2 separate regions of the Homo sapiens genome follow, and region 1 is linked to region 2. A link is an interaction called in ENCODE POLR2A ChIA-PET data of the cell type or tissue named here. Cell type or tissue: PC-3. All regions are shown on one strand. Links, peaks and the distances in the headings refer to the core of each region. The heading gives the core; the rest is flanking DNA. Region 1 overlaps CD109 (CD109 molecule). Region 2 overlaps SLC17A5 (solute carrier family 17 member 5).

Evidence for each region. Peaks named below come from ENCODE experiments on the same cell type or tissue, not always from the same donor. Only the 100,000 strongest peaks of a DNase experiment are listed, where the experiment ranks them.
Region 1: POLR2A ChIA-PET joins it to region 2 with 9 read pairs; 2 of 35 experiments call an interaction of 5 or more read pairs at or near these places.

Annotation. Positions count from the first base shown.
Region 1 is chr6:73,763,507-73,776,779 of GRCh38, reverse strand. CD109 (CD109 molecule) reads right to left here. Exons shown (of 33, transcript NM_133493.5): 10 at 13,095-13,204; 11 at 10,626-10,850; 12 at 9,920-10,021; 13 at 9,770-9,832; 14 at 8,549-8,725; 15 at 5,199-5,351. Among named protein-coding and RNA genes, the nearest start is that of CD109, 74 kb to the right of the region's middle. RefSeq lists an enhancer at 2,200-2,494 and a silencer at 2,200-2,494. In PC-3, for the core only: no CTCF peak of the experiment used is centred there; a DNase peak (open chromatin) is centred at 2,229; H3K4me3 peaks cover 370 bases; H3K27ac peaks cover 1,502 bases.
Region 2 is chr6:73,608,436-73,614,835 of GRCh38, reverse strand. SLC17A5 (solute carrier family 17 member 5) reads left to right here. Exons shown (of 11, transcript NM_012434.5): 9 at 4,289-4,436. Among named protein-coding and RNA genes, the nearest start is that of SLC17A5, 42 kb to the left of the region's middle. RefSeq lists enhancers at 3,275-3,444, 5,206-5,375. In PC-3, for the core only: a CTCF peak has its summit at 4,186 (motif pointing right); no DNase peak of the experiment used is centred there.

The DNA.
Region 1 (13,273 bases), core at 1-5,000, 160 kb before region 2:
TTTGAAACCAGCCTGTCCAACATGGTGAAACCCTGTCTCTATTAAAATACAAAAATCAGCTGGGTATGGTGGCTCACGCCTGTAATCCCAGCTACTTGGGAGGCTGAGGCAGGAGAATCGCTTGAACCCAGAAGGTGAAGGTTGCAGTGAGCCAAGATCACATCACTGCACTCCAGCCTGGGTGACAGATCAAGGCTCTGTCAAAAAAAAAAAAAAAAAAAAAAAAGGCCACTTGCGTGGTGGCTCACGCCTGCAATCCCAGCACTTTAGGAGGCCAAGGGAGATGGATCACAAGGTCAGGAGTTTGAGACCAGCCAGGCCAATATGGTGAAACCCCTTCTCTACTAAAAAAGTTTAAAAATTAGCCAGGCGTGGAGGCGACACCTGTAGTCCCAGCTACTCGGGAGGCTGAGGCAGGAGAATTACTTGAACCTGGGAGGCAGAGGTTGCAGTGAGCCGAGATCACACCACCGCACTCCAGCCTGAGCAACAGAGTGAGACTTTGTCTCAAAAAAATAAAATAAAATAAAAACACACAATGAGATACCATCTCACACCAGTCAGAATGGATAGCTATCATTTAAAAGTCAAAAAAATAACAGATGCTGGAGAGGTTGTAGAGAAAAGGAACACTTATACACTGTCGGTAGGAGTGTTAATTAATTCAGCCATTGTACAAGACAATGTGACAATTCCTCAAAGACTTAAGACAGAAACACCATTTCAATACTAGCAATCCCATTATTGGGTATATATCCAAAGGAATATAAATAATTCTATTATAAAGATGTATGCATGCATATGTTCATTGCAGCACTATTCACAAAAGCAAAGACATGGAATCAAACTAAATGTCCGTCAATGATAGACTGGATAAAGAAAATGTGGTACATGTACACCATGGAATACTAGGCAGCCATAAAGAACAAGATCATCTCCTTTGCAGGTACATGGATGGAGCTGGAGGTCATTATCCTTAGCAAACTAACTCAGGAACAGAAAACCAAATACCACATGTTCTCACTTATAAGTGGGAGTTAAATGATGAGAACACATGGACACATAGAGAGGAACAACACACAGTAGAGATTGTCAGAGGGTGGAGGGTGGGAGCAGGGAGAGGATCATGAAAAATAACTAATGGGTACTGGACTTCATACCTGAGTAATGAAATAATCTGTACAACAAACCCCTATGACACAAGGTTGCCTATGTAACAAACCTGCACATGTATCCCTGAACTTAAAAGTTTAAATAAATAAATAGATAAACAAATGATGGTTACAGGGGCGAGGGGGAAAGGAAGAAGAAAATGGGAATATAGAGGTCAAGGGATACAAAATAGCAGATATGTGGGATGAAAAAATGCAGTTATATAATCTACAACATGAGAGATATAGTTAATAGAATTGTATGATATTTGGAGTTTTCATTAAATCGATTTTAACTGCTTTTGTCACAAAAATGTAGCTATGCAAAATGATAAATATGTAAATTTGCTTCACTACAGTAACCACTATACTGCCTATATGTATTCCATAACCTCATGTATACACAATAACCTCATATATACATATATACATATATATATATACACATAACCTCAAATATACACAATAAAATTTATTTTAAAAAAAGCAAAAGCAGCATCTATCTCATAAAGAAATCTTCCTGTTCTCACTGGCTCAATAAACAAAGCACTGTCAAAGCTGCAGCATAGGCTAACGAAAAGAAGGCTAATGTCTAAAAATTATTCCTGGAAGATCCACATACTGAAATTATTCCAAGGCATTCAAGAGGCTATTGACAACACATATAAATTTAACAAAAAAAAAAAAGAAGCCAAAACAGTCTACTATGACAGGATCCTCACTCCCTCCTCCAGAACCAACTGGAGAAACAATAAAAGCAAGCAGAAAACTTTAACGTGCACAGTGAGAAAACCCCAGGAAGAGTGGTGGACATCTTGAATTGGTCTTGGGAGAAAGTGCATCGCTTCAGTCTAAGGCAGAAGGCAGCTAGACACAGCAGCAGACATAGTCAGAAAACAGGCTGGAGGAGAGGTTTTTAAACTTTGCTCTTATTTCCCTCCAGGGGGTAGCCTCAGGACACACAGTCCTGGCAACTTCACTGCCAAAATCAACAGCAGTAGCAGCTCAGACGGCCTGTGCAAGTATCCAAAAGATAATACCAGGTCAGCACCTCTGCCTTTCTAGTGTGGGAAAGTGAAGAAAACATGCAGACAGACCCATGTCCCTCAAGCATTCACTCTTCCTCTCCTCCTCCTCCAAACCCTCAGGGCTGGTGAATCATAACCTCAGGAGACCTTCTCTTACTGGTGCTCTTTTCCCCAAGGGTTTAAGAGTGAAACACTGAATAGAGGCAAGCAGCAGAAAGGATCAAGAGTAATTCTCTAGTCCATGAGGCTAGTCCTCTCCCCTCAGGAAGGGGTCATAGGACTTACACAGATTGGAACCTTATGCTCAGCCTTCACCAATAGATATTATCAGAGAATCTGCCAAATCAGCTAGACTTCCAAAGAGTATAAATACTGTAGAAGTAAGACATCCAACTAAACAACATATAGCATGTGACACAAAATTACTGAAAAGTTCAATTCAATAATTTAAAATACGCATAGCAAATATACACAAGGAGATAATGGGAAATATCAGAATATAAAACAAAAACAAGAAACAAAGGAAAAATAATAGATATTAAAAACATAATAGCTGACATAAAAGACACAATATGAGAGATTAAAGTAGATTAAAATACAGCTAATGAATGATCACTAAGCTGAGTTGACTGAAGAACTCTCCCAGAGAAACACAGAAAAGACAAAGAGATAGAAAACATAAAACAAAAAACTAAGAGATGTGAAGGAGGAAGTAAAAGTGCCAATTTCTGAAAAACAAAAGTCCCAGAAGGAGAGAAAAAATAAAATGGGGAGGAAGAAATAATCAACACAGATTTCCACAATTAAAAAATGAAAGAACAGCATAGATTGAAAGGCAATCTATGGTAACATGGAACTAAAATCTGTACACGAGCAAAATGATCTGGCCAGGGTAGGAGGAGAAGGAGGAGACAGAGGTAGAGACCAAAAGGAATAGGAGCATACTAGAAGATTCAAATACTGATAACCTTTAGAAACCAACAAGGATAAATTAATATGGGTACAGTTTGTAACTAACAGAGTAACAAAAATAGAACGCATAACTTCTAAATCACCAAAACAAATTTAATCTAGCCCACAGAAAAAGAATCTAAATTTTAAAATATAGAAAAGCAGAAAAAGTCCCCATTAGAAAAAGAATTACCATACTTATAAGTGGATTAAATAAAAGCTTATTAAAAGATGTTGACTATTAGATTAGATTGAAAAACAAAAGCAAAATATAATAATATGCTATTTAAAAGATACACTTAAAAATTTACAAAAGGTTGAAAATAAGAAATGTAAAAATACACCAGGAAAATATGAACCAAAAGAAAGCTGAGAAAGCAATCTTAATATCTGAAAAAATTTAATGTAAATATGCATATATTATATGTATATATAAATATACTTGTAAATATATATATAACACACATATATAAATGTAAATAGAGACAGAGTGCGCAGCACATCAGATGGGGTGTGTGTGTATGTGTATGTATACACACACGTACACACACACAAACATACACATATGTAGGGAAGAAAAAATGAAATAATATATTTACCAAGATATTTAGAAAGCTATAAAATAACAGATACTATTATATTCAGTTAAATCAAATGCAAGATCTACAGACATAAAACTAATGTGAACTCAGGAAAAGTCAAAGAGAGAAAAATGACCAACTGGTTGTAAAAAAAAAAAAAGTTTTCAAAAAAAAGAAAAGATTGAAAAAAATAGTTGTGTAGACTGAAGAAAATGTACAATTTTTCTGAAGTAAACTAAATTTTACAATATAATGACCAAATCAACCCAACTATATATAGTTTTCTTTCTGATGTATTGTTAATCACTCTACTGAATCCATTAATAGACAAAAATTATACAATCTAGTTTACAACTGACAATGGTACACAAGAATATATCAAGGACATATAAATAAAAATCAAATGACTAATGAATATGGGATTCATTTATGCAATGCTAGATGTTCATATACTTCTTGGTTTGTAAGTTTTCTGCAGAGTAACATGATTTCACCCCCTCAATATACTGCAAATTCCTGATTCAATGGGAACTGTAATTTTTTTTTTTTTTTTTTTTTTTTTTGAGACAGAGTCTTGCTCTGTCACCCAGGCTGGAGTGCAGTGGCACGATTTCTGCTCGCTGCAAGCTCCGCCTCCTGGGATTCATGCCATTCTCCTGCCTCAGCCTCCCGAGTAGCTGGGACTACAGGCGCCCGCCACCGCGCCCGGCTAATTTTTTGTATTTTTAGTAGAGATGGGGTTTCACCATGTTAGCCAAGATGGTCTCGATCTCCTGACCTCGTGATCCACCCACCTCGGCCTCCCAAAGTGCTGAGATTACAGGCATGAGCCACCATGCCCGGCACAATGGGTGCTGTAATTATTTATAACCATTACGTATAACCAAAATAGAACACACTTCAAAAATTATCTAAAGCTCTCTTATCCAACGTAACCCAGAATAATGCAAGTCAATTTCCTAGTACTTTCTTGAGTGTCTTAAAATGTAGTATGAAAATGAAGGAAAACTATAGGTGGCATTTTTTATTGTATATATTTATGGAGTACAATGTGATATATTGATATTTGTATATACTGTGGAATGATTAAGCTAATTAACATATCTATCACCTTGCATACTACATACTGATCATTTTTTGTGGTGAGAACATTTCAAATCTACTCTTTTAGCAATTTTCAAGTATATGGTACATTATCATTAACTACAGTCACCATGTTGTACCACAGACCTCCAGAATTTATTCCTCCCATCTAACTTTAGGTGATAATTCTGATGAAAGAGAGCAAGGACACTTAACCACATAAGCTTCTTTCCAACATAACCATTACGATACAGATTACTTTTTATTTGGAAGCTTTACTAATTATTGACTTACACATGCAAAGGAACTAATGAAATTTTCTTTAAATATTTAAAGTAGTACAATAAAGTTTCCTCTTTCTCTTGTAATACATATTTTCATAATGAAAAAATAGCTAAACTCACATTTTCCATTGTAATATCATTAGAGGCATTCATCAGATTCACACTTTTGTCAACAGCTACAATCCCAACTATGGAGTCAGGCTGTGTCACAGAGATCCTAAGAGAGACTTTCTCAGATGGTTCAGCTTTCACTTTACTCCAATATAGCTTTATCTAAAAAAGAGAGAAAGGAGGATTAACTTATTTCACTTTTTTAAAGCATATTCTTGCCAATAGCAGACCACTGGCCCAAAATATAGCAAAGATTCTACATTTGCCTTGGCTCAGGGATAATTCTAAAACCATGCATAACCCTTCTCTAGGGAAAGGAATAAAAAAACTACGCCCAGAGTGTTTGCAAGTCATAGAACTTCTCACAGTGGTATAAATCTGAATTATTCTTTAATTCTGTATCTTTTTTCTTCCCTTTCTCCATCTCCCACCCCTCAGATCCCAGCCAGTGCTGAGTAGAAGACAGCAGTGTCTAGCATACCTGGGGAAGGCCAGTATACAAAGGAGAAACACGAAAGAGGAAAGAAACTGCAGATGCCTACATGTTGGTGACGTGAGCTCAGAAGTGAAGGCAAGGAGAGCTCCTCGGGGACTCATAGAACCACCTGGACTGAGGGTGAGGGGTGGCCTTTCCAAGGGAGTGGGTGGTTAGAGCAAACACTAGTCCAGGCCCTCATGCTCTGTCTCCATGGCCTTCTAAACTTCCTCACCATTACCCTCAGGAAAGCATGGTCCTGGACCTACTAATACTTTATAAAGAGCATCAGTCATCGCATCACCGCTGAACCAAATGGCCTTGTCATGAGGCCCCTGCCTACTGGGCATTTTCTTTTTTTGTTTTTGAGATGGAGTTTCCCTCTTGTTGCCCAGGCTAGAGTACAATGGCACAATCTCGGCTCACTGCAACCTTTGCCTCCTGGGTTCAAGTGATTCTCCTGCCTCAGCCTCCCAAGTAGCTGGGATTACAGGCGCCCACCACCATGCCCGGCTAATTTTTGTAACTTTTTTAGTAGAGACAGGGTTTCACCATGTTGGCCAGGCTGGTCTCCAACTCCTGACCACAGGTGATCCGCCTGCCTCGGCCTCCCAAAGTGCTGGGATTACAGGCGTGAGCCACAGTGCCTGGCCCCTGCTGGGAATTTTCATTTCATCTAGCTCTATCTCAACATTCTGCTGTGCCAATGATTATAATGCCTGACAAAGAGGGCCTTAACATTCCCCTCAAGTTGACTCGACTTTACAAAGACAGGCTTCTTCCTAACTATAAGCCCCTGAGCTCCCTTTTCTTAGAGCATTTATTTTAGAAAACATGCAATTATAAATTCTTTCTCCAACTCTCTGAGATGTAAATCTTTTCCCAGCCTCTGGCCAGTTTTACAACCCAGGCATGTCTTTCTCAAGGTCCTCAGAGCCATCCCTTTGAAGTATAATCATCAAGAAAGACAGAGTCCCAATTGATCTCATTCTCTGTGGGAGGGTGGAAACCTAACTTCAGTAAGTACTAATTAGCAAACACAGACTACCTAATCACATTGACCAACCTCCCAACAATGTCCTCCAGCACTTTCATATGAGTTCACCCCAGTGCTTAAAAACTCTTCTGCCTTTTGTTTCAGCAGAGTTGAGTTTATCATCTCTCTCTTCCATTGCAATAGTCTTGAATAAAGCCTTCCTTACCTGTTTAACTTGTCCAGTGCAATTTTTTTCTGACATGCCTCTCAAACCACTGTATGTAGGTTACTTTCTCCACCTACACACTAAAGCATGGGGGAGAGGGAGCAGCATGTTCAAGACTCAGTCTTAGACCTTGTACTTCTCACTCTATACTCTGTACCTCAGAGCCCCATGGCTTCAACTTGCACTTCTGTGTGGATGATTTCTAAACCTAAATCTCTTGCCGCTCCTACAGCTCATTTATTTATTCCATAGTCATTACTGAACATTAATAAACATTCACTAACTTTCTCTTGCTTAGACATATTCCATTTCTAATTATGTTGTTTCTTTATAAATGTGATGATTATCACATAAAAATAAGAGAAAGATATATAGTTGCAAATGGAACTGAAACTAATTCCTTTCTCTTATAGCTAAGAAATTACTTGAAAGTATGCTATTCATATACTCTGCTTCCTCAAAGTCCGTGATCTTTTACACTGTAACCAGCTTTAGAACCTGGTCTTGCTTTCTGAGATGTTTAAGCCTCCATAACTTCTACTTTAAAATTCACCTTTGTCAGGCAATTACTAGGATCACTAGAAGTCAAAAATTGTGCTCTACCACTAACAAAACACAGTGTTATCTTTTTAAGAACTCTTTTCATAAGCTAAAAAAATAGAAGTTTGTATTATATTTTAACAATCAAAGTGAGAGTAATAATTCTCAACAAAACTAAAGTACAGGCCTGGCGCAGTGGCTCATGTCTGTAATCCCGGCACCTTGAGAGGCTGAGGCAGGTGGATCTCCTGAGCCCAGGAGTTAGAGACCAACCTGAGCAACATGGCAAAACCCTCTCTCTACCGAAAATACAAAAATTAGCCAGTCTTATAACCTAGTCTCAAAAAATAAATAAATACAAATTTTAAAAAAGAAAGTACAGATCACTACTGTTACTTCTCAAATATTTTAACAAATAAAGGAAAAAGAAATAGAAGAACCATACTCTGCAAATCACTATTTAAAGGAATAATTTTTTACATAAGAGGATGGAGAGGGCAGCAGTTGTTAGTGACAGCAATGGCTCATTCTTATATACATGAGATGATGCAATCAGGTTTCTTTTCAGAGCTGGGGTCCAAAGGGATTTCCTACTCAAGCTGGTCACATTAGGCTATAAAAGGCACTGGTGCACTTGGAGACCAGACTCCACACAGATCCTCACATGCAGGGTAATCAAGCTCATTGAAAAGTTGCCCTGGGCTAGTTTCCAGCTAATTAAATAGATTAATGAAAGCCCAGCTCTGCTTCTACGTATTATCCTAGATGGCCTCACTCCTTCCCACACCCTTTATATCACTGCAATATCAACACCACACGAATTCTATGTTACCACTGGAATTTCACTCCTGAGCAATATTAATTCAACCATTTGAAAAATTCTGAAACAGCTTCATGATCTGAGTTAAAGTCTTAAAGACCAGAACCATAGTTTACAAATAGACTATCAATCCCCAATAACTCCACAAGTGAAAATATATATGTAATGCTAAATATTGAAAAGTTTAACCATAGTTCTAGAAATAGAATAATATAAATTTCTAACCAGTTTGGCTTAATGATACTTTTCTAAAGAAATATTACATTTCTCAGACTTCACTAATATAAAGTTTTCTTTTAAACATCATTACCTTAAATCTTACCTTATTTTTAAAAACAAGCTGAACAGGAATTTTTAGAACATCACTTATAATTTCCCCATCATCTTCAATATAATACACAATTACACAGGCTTTTGGAGTCCAAGAATTTTCTGGTGTTAAAGAGAACATTGTTGAATTTTGTTTTCCTACAGCCACCAACTGTCCCCTGGATACTACCTGAAAAGAACAGTAGATGGGTTTAATTTATTGCCAAACCTAGTAGGATCTCATCTGAAGCTACATTAATCATAATTGTATGCATACACACAAATTCTTGAATTAAACCAGCTTCAAAGTCTTTTGGAATGCAGGAAAACCTCTCTGACAAACACAGAGAGCATACACTGAGAAAAAGAAAATGGTAAGATTAAAGTAATACTGATTGGAGCAACAGTAGCTTCATAGTCAAGAATCTATTTTTGATTGCAAGGAATACAGGGCACCATTGGGAAAGCTGAATTAGCAAAATTACATGGTCATGGATAGCACTTTTTATTTTCTTTTTCATTTTTCTTACATTGTATAATTTTCTATAATGAATATATATTGCTTATCAAATAGAAATTTAAATTTTAAACATAAAACAAGGTTTAGTTATCTATTTTAAATTGGAAATGCAAACATAGGTGAAGAAATAAAAAAGGTTTTTTATTTGATTGCAATGTTAAAACGACAGGCTAAAAAGGTATGAGGCTGAGTTATAAAAATTAATAAGTTTAGTGTAGATATAAGGTAGACACCATTTAAGATGATTCTCAACCTAAATGCCCATCAAAGGTGGACTGGATAAAGAAAACGTGGTGCACATATACTACGGAATACTATGCAGCTATAAAAAAGAATAAAATCATGTCCTTTGCAGGAAGATGGATGGAGCTGGAGGCCACTATCCTTAGCAAACTAATGCAGGAACAGAAAACCAAATACCACATATTCTCACTTATAAGTGCACACTAAATGATGAGAACACATGGACACATAGAGGGGAACAACCGACACTGGGTCCTATGGGAGGGTGGAGGGTAGGAGGAGGGAGAGGATCAGGAAAAATAACTAATGGGTACTAGGATTAATACCTGGGTGATGAAATAATCTGTACAACAAACCCCCATGACATGAGTTTAGCTATATAACAAACCTGCACATGTACCCCAGAACTTAAAAGTGAATAAAAAGATGATTCTATAATAGATCATAAATTTAGATTCTATAAGAGATTACCATATAGCTTAACTCCTTCAATCGTTTGTTGCCACTAACCACCAACTCAAAAGGCGATCCCACCTAGAAAAAAACCTTAATTAATATGTACATATCAAAAGCAAGATAGTCCAATTATATTGTAATTCTCAAGTGAATTGTAAGCATTACCTTTATATTTTCATCTCTTGTTTTTAGTTGGATGTATGTCTTACTAGGAGACTTAAACAGACTATGAACTGCCATGCTACTTTTACTACCAAGGAAATAGGCCTATAATAAAAGAAAAAGGAGCTGTAAATGTTCATCTTTAGTAACACCTTGAGAAAAGATGTTACCTGCTGAACAATTATTAAAGACCAAATTCATCTTCACTTTTTTTTAATGCAAGAAAAATACATTCACCAGACATTGGATTTTCATCATTTTATAGCTTATACTGTAAAGAAACTGATAGCTTTAAAACACAGGAAAGGAATATATATATATATATATACACACACACATATACATATACATATATATGTGTGTATATATATATATGTATATATATTTATCTTTCATTTCAATTCCTGCCAAAATAAAATTTCAAATGACTGACCTCAAACACTAGACTGGGGATTTGAGGAAATTCTCCATCATATCTTCACATTGCTATATTTTACTGTGCTCTTCAAAATGAACTTACAAGGAAAAATTTAGTCTAACCTTCAGCCACTGTCATTAAATTACTTTTACCACTCTCCTCCATTTTGTGAAACAGAAACATGTGTCCACTTCCTATGTACTTTCAGTTCTGACAGGTTGAGTGCCTACCACAAGATTACAACTGTAATGGTGTTGTTGCAGTGACACAATGATGGGAAACAGACGGCACCTTCAACTGTAGCTCACTGGAATCCTCCAGGATTGGGAATTCAATCTTAAAAGTTCCACTTTGGGGGACAGTATAATTTATTTTCTGAACAGCTTCCATTTTCTGATTTCCACTGTTAGATCCGCTCCAGTACTCAGTATAGTTTCTCTGTGTCACTGTTATGACTACATTATTTCTTCTTTCTTCAAGAGTCAGTTGGTTGCCATCAGCACGAGTTACCTTCACCTAATGGTCAAAACAAAACATCTTAAAAACACAAAGGATTTAAGTACGATTAAATACAGTTTCCGTCTGTAGTATTCTCATGAAATTGAACTCTCAAAAATTATTGGTAGCACTATAATATCCAGATTCAGTGGCCTCTCTCTAGGAGGCATCCAACATCACTGATTACTCCCTTGTTAATATTATGGATTCCCTTAACTTCCGCGGCTCCAAAATAACCCCCTTCACTTCCTACCTCTCTTTCTGCATCCTCTCAGTGTCCTTTTCAGTTCCTCTTTCCTCTCCCTAAATGTGGGAATTTTGGACATCTGTTCTTCTCCCTTCCTCCAAGGTCTCAGCAATCCTATTGCTTAGCTTGTCATCTCTGTGATTGTACCCTAAAGCCAAAATTCCCATCCTTGCCCTTCTCTGGAGTTCATGCCCAACACCTCCAGTTACCTGCAGGAAATTTCTACTTGGATATCCTGGACACCTTGAATTCACATATCTAAAATGAGCAACCATGTCATTTTCCTATTTTCGCTAACATCAGGATTTTGCAAGACTTTACATTTCTGAATTTTCCCTCCCTCTCCCCACCCCCCAAATCCAATGAACACCAAAGTCCTATGCTTCTCTCTTCCATCCTCTCCACTCCCACAGCTACCACCACAAGGCTGCCCATCCCCTCACTCCTGGGCTACAGCCATCCTCCTGCACACAGCCTGAGCAGTCTCCCTCAAACACTACCTGAGTGCACCCCGAAATTGCCAGCCAGACCTCTCCTTCTTGTCTCACTTCTTATCTTGCTCCCCACCTCCCACTCCCATGCCCAAGCATTTAAAACACAACTAATCTTTTAAAAAACAGTTTAGACCATCCTCTTCCATAAAGCATCCCATAGTAACCCCCATGCCTATCCCACAGCCAACTCTCCCCCTCTGAACGCCCATGGTTTCACTCTACTCATTCAGAAATTACCATTTGCAGCCTCAATTTTTTAAACTGACCTTTTCAAACTGCCTAAATTAAGATCATTGAAATCAGAAACTACCTGAAACGTCTACCGACCCATTCAACAAGTGACCCCTCCATTCTTTCTTTGTCGTTTTAGTTGTTTTTTTTTTTTTTTTTGAAATGGAGTTCCACTTTTGTTGCCCAGGCTGGAGTGCAATGGCGCAATCTCCACTCACCACAACCTCCGCCTCCCGGGTTCAAGCGATTCTTCTGCCTCAGCCTCCCGAGTAGTTGGAATTACAGGCATGTGCCACCACGCCCGCCTAATTTTTTGTGTTTTTAGTGGAGATGGGGTTTCTCCATGTTGGTCAGGCTGGTCTCGAACTCCTAACCTCAGGTGATCCGCCTGCCTCGGCCTCCCAAAGTGCTGGGATTACAGGCATGAGCCACCACGCCAGGCCTGACTCCTCCTTTCTTTAAATCAGAGATCAGCCAACTACTGCAAGCTGATAGGCCAATCCAGTATGTTTGTAAACAAAGTTTTACTGGAACACATTCCACTCTCACTTATTTATAAATTGGCTATGGCTGCTTTCACACTACAATGGCAGGGCTGAGTAGCTGTGACAAAGACCACATGGCCACAAAGCTGAAAATATTTACTCTCTAGCCCTTTGCAGAAAAAGTTTGGCAACCCCTGCTTTAAATCCCTACAGAAATTAATTTGTAACACTAATCTTAATCTGCCATGAGTTATAGTTAAGTATATATTTTCCTGTCACCATCACAAAAACTGTGAACCTGAGGGTAGGGACTGAGCCCTTCTTGGCTCTATAGCCCTGCCCAACACCATGCCTTGCTCATTGTCAACATTCACACAATTAATGTGTTAATTCAACATTATCTCCAAAAAATGAGATTTGTTGATAATTTTTTAATGTAACATCTTTGTTAGAACTACAATTAATCATTATAAAAACCAAATTGAAATTGAAATTTTTGACTACCATGTAATTATTTCAATTAATTAATAAAAGCTTCAGTGTAGCAATCCACATCTAACTTAAATTGCTTGTAAAAAAAAATACATTTTCAAAAAATATTTTTACTGTTGTTGAAAACTACTTTTTTAGAAAAAATAGACAAAGGTCATTTGGAAACAAATCTACATGCCCCACATGTCTAAAGAGACAAAGTTATATACTTTTTGGCTTAAATTTTTAGAAAAGCATTGAAAATATTATTTCCCATTCTATTTCATTAAGCTGAACTTACTGCTATGGACTGGAAATAAATATACCAACTTACAGTGGCTGTGAAGTTGAGAGATGGCTTCAAGACAGTAGTATAATCAAAAAACTCAATGATGTAATCATGTTGCTTGAAGAACACATTAGTGCTTACATTTCTTGAAATACCTTTTTTGGAAATTGCACAATTTAGAAAGCAAAAGTAATGTTTCACCCAAAGCTTCTATCCACCAAATC
Region 2 (6,400 bases), core at 1,401-6,400:
AACAGCCAGATGGAAAAGCTGCATAGGGCAACATATGTGGGACCGGGTAGGGAGTTTTCATGCCCTCTCCTGGAACACCACCCTCCAAGAACCCCGACCGCAAAAGTTCATCCAAACCCTGTCCCTTTGAGTTTGTATGGAGACTTCGTTAAATGTGTATGATTGATTAAATCATTGGCCATTGGTGACTGGCTCAACCTTCAGCCCCTCTCCCCTCTCTGGAGTTTGGGGGTGGTGCCAAAAGTCCCAGACCTCTAATCCAGCCACCATCCTGAAGCTGTATGGGGACCCCCAGCCACCAATTGTCTCATTAGCATACAAAAGACACTGTTACCACTCCAGAAATTCCAAAAGTTTTAGGAGCTGTGTGCCAAAAAACCGGGGGCAGAGACCAAATATATATTTCTTTTTTAAAACAATTTTTTAATAGAAATGGGGTCTTGCTATGTTGCCCCGTCTGGTCTTGAATTCCTGGCCTCAAGTGATCTTCCTGCCTCAGCATCCCAAAATGTTGGGATTACAGACATGAGCCACCACACTGGCCATATTTCTTTTCTTATTTTTTTTCTTGAGACAGGGGCTCACTCTTAGCCCAGGCTGGAGTGTGGTGGCATGATCTTGACTCACTGCAGCCTCAACCTCCTCAGCCTCAGGTGATCCTCCCACCTCAGCCTCCTGAGTAGCTAGGACTACAGGCACACACCACCATACCCAGCTAATTTTTTAATTTTTACTGAAGACGGGGTTTCACCACGTTGTCCAGGCTGGTCTTTAACTCCTGAACTCAAGTCATCTGCCCGCCTTGGCCTCCCAAAGTGCTGGGACTACAGGAGTGAGGCACCACACCCAGCCCCAGCCATTTTGTTTAATTTCTTTCTTTAATGGGACAAGGTCTCGCTTTATTGCCCACATTGGCCTTGAACTCCTGGCCTTCAGCAATCCTGCTGCTTCAGCCTCCCAAAGTGCTAGGATTACAGGTGTGAGCCACCACACCCAGCCCCCAGCCATATTTTTTAAAATCACAATATCACAACAGTTCAAGACAAAATAAAAATGATAATATTAGTCTTTTATTTTGTTCACATAACAAAACACTATGATGCATTTAAGTGCATTTCTTTACAATATGTTTCTTTTTGAATCATACATTTTGAGGATTAAGATTTATAATATTCACTGGGCGCAGTGGCTTATGCCTGTAATCCTAGCACTTTGGGAGGCTGAGGTGAGCAGATCACAAGGTCAGGAGTTCAAGACCAGTCTGACCAACATGGTGAAACCCTGTCTACTAAAAATACAAAAATTAGCTGGGCGTGGTGGCAAGTGCCTGTAATCCCAGCTACCTGGGAGGCTGAAGCAGGAGAATTGCTTGAACCCAGGAGGCAGAGGTTGCAGTGAGCTGAAATCGCGCCACTGCACTCCAGCCTGGGCAACAGAGTGAGATCCTGTCTCAAAAAAAAAAAATTTATAAAAGATTTATCTCCACCATGGCTTATAATTATTTTTAAAATGGCTTGCTGTGCCAAACATCATCCCTCACAATTTTATATATCACTGTGCTTTCAGCTCAGACTTTGCAATGAAGATTTTTATATCAACTTTAGACAAGATGTAATCAAAGTATTTTTAAGCCTCCATCCCTTTTCTAAGTGAATGCATTTTAAGTTTCAATCCAAAAATATTTACTAGCATTATTATATCAAATAAGGAGCTATAAATCAAAGAACTCAAAGAACCCATAAATAATCATGTGTTTCAGACTCTGCTTTCAGAAAGGTAATTTTTTTTTTTTTTGAGACAGGGTCTTGCTCCGTTGGCCAGGATGGACAACCATGGCTCACTGCAGCCTCAACCTTCTAGGCACAAGTAATTCTCCCACCTCAGTCTCCTGAGCAGCTGGGACTACAGGTCACGCCACAGCACCCAGCTAATTATTTTTGATTTTTTGTAGAGACATGGTTTTACCATGTTGCTCAGGTTAGTCACAAATTCCTGGGCTCAAGCGATCCTCCCACCTCAGCCTTTCAAAGTGCTGGAATTACAGGCGTGAGCCACTGTGCCTGGCCTAGAAAGGTAACTTTTAAAACTATCTAATCAGTTAGGCATGATGGTATGTATCTGTAGTCCCAGCTACTCCAGAGGCTAAGGTGAGAAAATCTCTTGAGCCTAGTTGTTTGAGGCTGCAGAGAGCTATGATCACAACACTGCACTCCAACCTAGGCAACAGAGCAATACCCTATCTCTAAAAATAGTTAGAAAAAAATGTACGTAGAAATAAAACTGTCTAAGACAATCATTTAACTTTTTAAAAGTCTCCAGTAGAGACCCTGGAAGTCTCAGTGACTATACTTCAGTAATTACATTATAAAAAGACCCTGGCTGGGCTCGGTGGCTGTTGCCTGTAATCCCAGCACTTTGGGAGGCAGAGGCGGAGGCAGGCAGATACTTGAGGTCAGGAGCTCAAAACCAGGCTGGCCAACATGGTGAAACCCCATCTCTAATACAAAGATTAGCTTGGCGTGGTGGTGTGTGGCTGTCCCAGCTATTCAGGAGGCCGAGGCAGGAGAATTGCTTGAACCTGGGAGGCAGAGGTTGCAGTGAGCCAAGATTTCGCCACTGCACTCCAGTCTGGGCAAAAAGAGTGAAAAAAAAAAAATTAGCCAGGCATGGTGGCACATGCCTTTAATCCCAGCTACTCAGGAGGCTGAGGCACAAGACTTGCTTACACCTGGGAGGCAGAGGTTGCAGTGAGCTCAGATTGTGCCACTGCACTCCAGCCTGGGTAACAGAATGCGACCCTATTTCAAAATAAATAAATAAAAGTAATGAAATTAAATTAAATCAGACATGGTGGCGTGCACCTGTAGTCCCAGCTACTCAGGAAGCCAAGGCAGAGGATCACTTGAGCCTGGGAAGTCAAGGCTGCAGTGAGCCATGATCGCACCACTGCACTCCAGCCTGACGACAGTGAGACCCTGTCTCAAAAAAACAAGAAAATAAATAAATAAGTAAATAAATGTAATTGAACTTTTTTTAAAGTTCCTCAGTTGCAGTATATACAAATACAACATTTCCATCATCACAGAGAGCTATTGGATAGCACTGCTGTAGACACAGAAAAACTGACAGCCCACTCATTAAGTCTCTTCTCATATTTTACGCTTAACTGCCTGTAATGACCAATGTGTATTCTTATCAGTTGTTAATAATAGGGAGGATTCCTGCATATTAGGTGGGGCAGAAAAAAAAAAAACCAAGGCCGGGCATGGTGGCTCACACCTGTAATCCCAGCACTTTGGGAGGCAAGGTGGGTGGATCGCTTGAGGTCAGGAGTTCGAGAACGGCCTGGCCAACATGGCGAAACCCCATCTCTACTAAAAATACAAAAATTAGCTGGGTATGGTGGCCCAGGCCTGTAATTCCAGCTATTCAGGAGGCTGAGGCAGGAGAATCACTTGAACCTAGGAGGCAGAGGTGGCAGTGAGCCCAGATCACGCCACTGCACTCCAGCCTGGGTGACAGAGTGAGACTCCAGCTCAAAAAAAAGAGAGAGAGAATGAAGACAGAGATTTTAAAAAATCTTTTTAAGAAACAAGGTCTTGCTCTGACAACCCAGGCTGGAGTGCAGTGGTGCCATCATAGCTCACTGTAACCTTGAACTTCTGGGCTCAAGCAATCCTCCCACCTCAGCCTCCTGAGCAGCCAGGACTACAGGTGTGCACCACCATGCCTGGCGAATTTTGTTTTTAATATTTCGTAGAGACAGGGTCTTGCTGTGTTGCCCAGGCTGGCCTCAAACTCCTGGCCTCAAGTGATTCTCCCGCCTCAGCCTCCTAACGTGCTGGGATTACAGGTGTGAGCTGCCACACCCAGGCAAGATGGAGTATTATTCTAACCTCATCCAACAGAGTTTATTATTCAGTTTATCTCCTTTGGTTATATGTATTTTAAACCACATTCTGTGTCAGCTATTGCTTCTCTCTAGAAACATATTTTTAAGTTGTTCTTGTCTTGTTCTTCTCTAACACCATGGAATTTTAGCTGAGTTTTGGCCACATGTAGATTTAATAACATTGCATAATGAGATTTTCCTTTTATAGTATATTAGTTGTATTACGCCCATGTTTTCCAGCATTTTTTTTTTCTCATGAAATTTGTTAGTCTTCCAGGCAATATAGTGTTTCTACAGTAGGTGGCAGCAATTTCAAATTTCAGATTTATACCATATTAAGGTAGAGCAAATATTAATGCTGGGTGTTTTTTCCCTTTTATAACTTTTTAACTCCAGGAATGATTGGACCTGCAGTATTCCTGGTAGCTGCTGGCTTCATTGGCTGTGATTATTCTTTGGCCGTTGCTTTCCTAACTATATCAACAACACTGGGAGGCTTTTGCTCTTCTGGATTTAGCATCAACCATCTGGATATTGCTCCTTCGTGAGTACTAATATAAAGATTTGCTGTGATTGACTTTAAATTATATTTTTAAAAATCCTGATAAAAGGCCAGAGGCGGTGACTCACACCTGTAATCCCAGCACTTTGGGAGGCCAAGGCAGGCAGATAACCTGAGGTCAGGAGTTTGAGACCAGCCTGGCCAACATGGCGAAGCCCTATCTCTACTAAAAATACAAAAATTAGCCAGGCATGATGGCGGGCACCTGTAATCCCAGCTACTTAGGAGGCTGAGGCAGGAGAATCGCTTGAACCCAGGAGGCAGAGGTTGCAGTGAGCTGAGATCGCATCATTGCACTTCAGCCTGGGCAACAAGAGCAAGACTCCATCTAAAAAAAAAAAAACCTGATAAAATAGATATGATATAAAACTTACCATTTTAAGTATGCAGTTCTGTGGCATTAAGTATTCACATTGTTTCATAACTAGCACCACCAACAATCTCTAGAGCAATTTCATCTTCTCAACAGAAACTGTACCCGTTAAACACAATCTCCCATTTCTCCTTCCTCCCAGGCCCTGGCAACCAACATTCTACTTTCTGCCTCTATGGATTTGACTACTATAGGAATGACTTTAAATTCTTAACAGGATTTTAATTTACACAATAATTAAAGCAGGAAGTTGTTTTTAAATTTAAACTTTTAACTATCATCACCTCTGTCCACAGTGCTCTCATTAGAACATTGCAATAACTCATTACTGTGTCTGTTCACCCAACTAGACTAGGAACTCTGTGAAGGCAGAAACTCCCTTATTGTCCTCAGGGCTCTCCATGGCACTTGGCATGTAGTAGGCATTTTGTCAGATGAATGAATGTGAAAGAGTAGACCCAATTGATTTGTCTAACTATATTACCTATGTGCAAATATATTTGTGTAGCCCTTGATAGTTTACACATCACTTTCATAAACACTATCCATTTTACCCTTAAAGCATTCCTTTGAAGTAAGTATTTTTGCCCTATTTGAACGCTAAAGAAACTTAAGAGAAGTTAAGTGATTTATCTTGCAGCACACAGCTAATATAATAAATGATAGAGCCAAAACTTGAACCTAAAATTTTTACTTTTAAGCCCAAAATTCTTTCTACAGCTACCTCTCTGGAAATATTCTTTGAGCCACATACTTCTAAAACCATTTTGTGCCAGCTGACAAGGTAAATAAGGGAGCTATGTAAATATTTTAACCCAAAAGTTTTAATACACTTTATTTGTAAAAATAATAGATATAAATTTATTTTGGAGAAAAGACAGATGGACTCTTACCCTCTTTTCACTACCTCAAAATCTTCACACCTGGACTCCTACAGAATCTTCTGATTTCTATGAATCCTCAGTCTCCTATCTCTTCAATAAATACTCTAAGATAAGCTGCACTCTGTCACCCAGGCTAGAGTGCAGTGACGCCACTGTAGTTCACTGTGGCCTTGAACTCCTGGGATCAAGTAATCCTTCCTGCTCAGCCTCCTGAGTCGCTGGGACTGCAGGCATACATCACCATGCCTGGTTAATTTTTCAAAAAATATTTTGTAGAGATGGGGTCTCCCTATCTTGCCCAGGGTGGTCTCAGTCTCCTGGCCTCAAGTAATCTTCCCGCCTCAGCCCCCCGAAGTGCTAGGATTACAGGCGTGGGCCACAGCACCTGGCCAAGACTTGAGGTTTTGTCAAGCCTAGGATTGACGAATAGTCAAAGGGATATGGGAATTGAGAGTTTTGGCAAGAAATAGTTCTAGGCTATGTTATCGCTTAGGATGTTTTTAGTTGAAGTATAGAAATTCTAATTTAAACTGGGCTAAACAGCATAATCTATTGATTCACTTAATTGTATCCAGAAATAATAGGCTTCAGGCAAGAGTTGATATCCAGCTGCCTACTAATATCACCACAGATTGTTTCTTTCTCACTCTCTGTCTTTTACAGTAGTAGTTTTGTCCTAAGACTGGGTC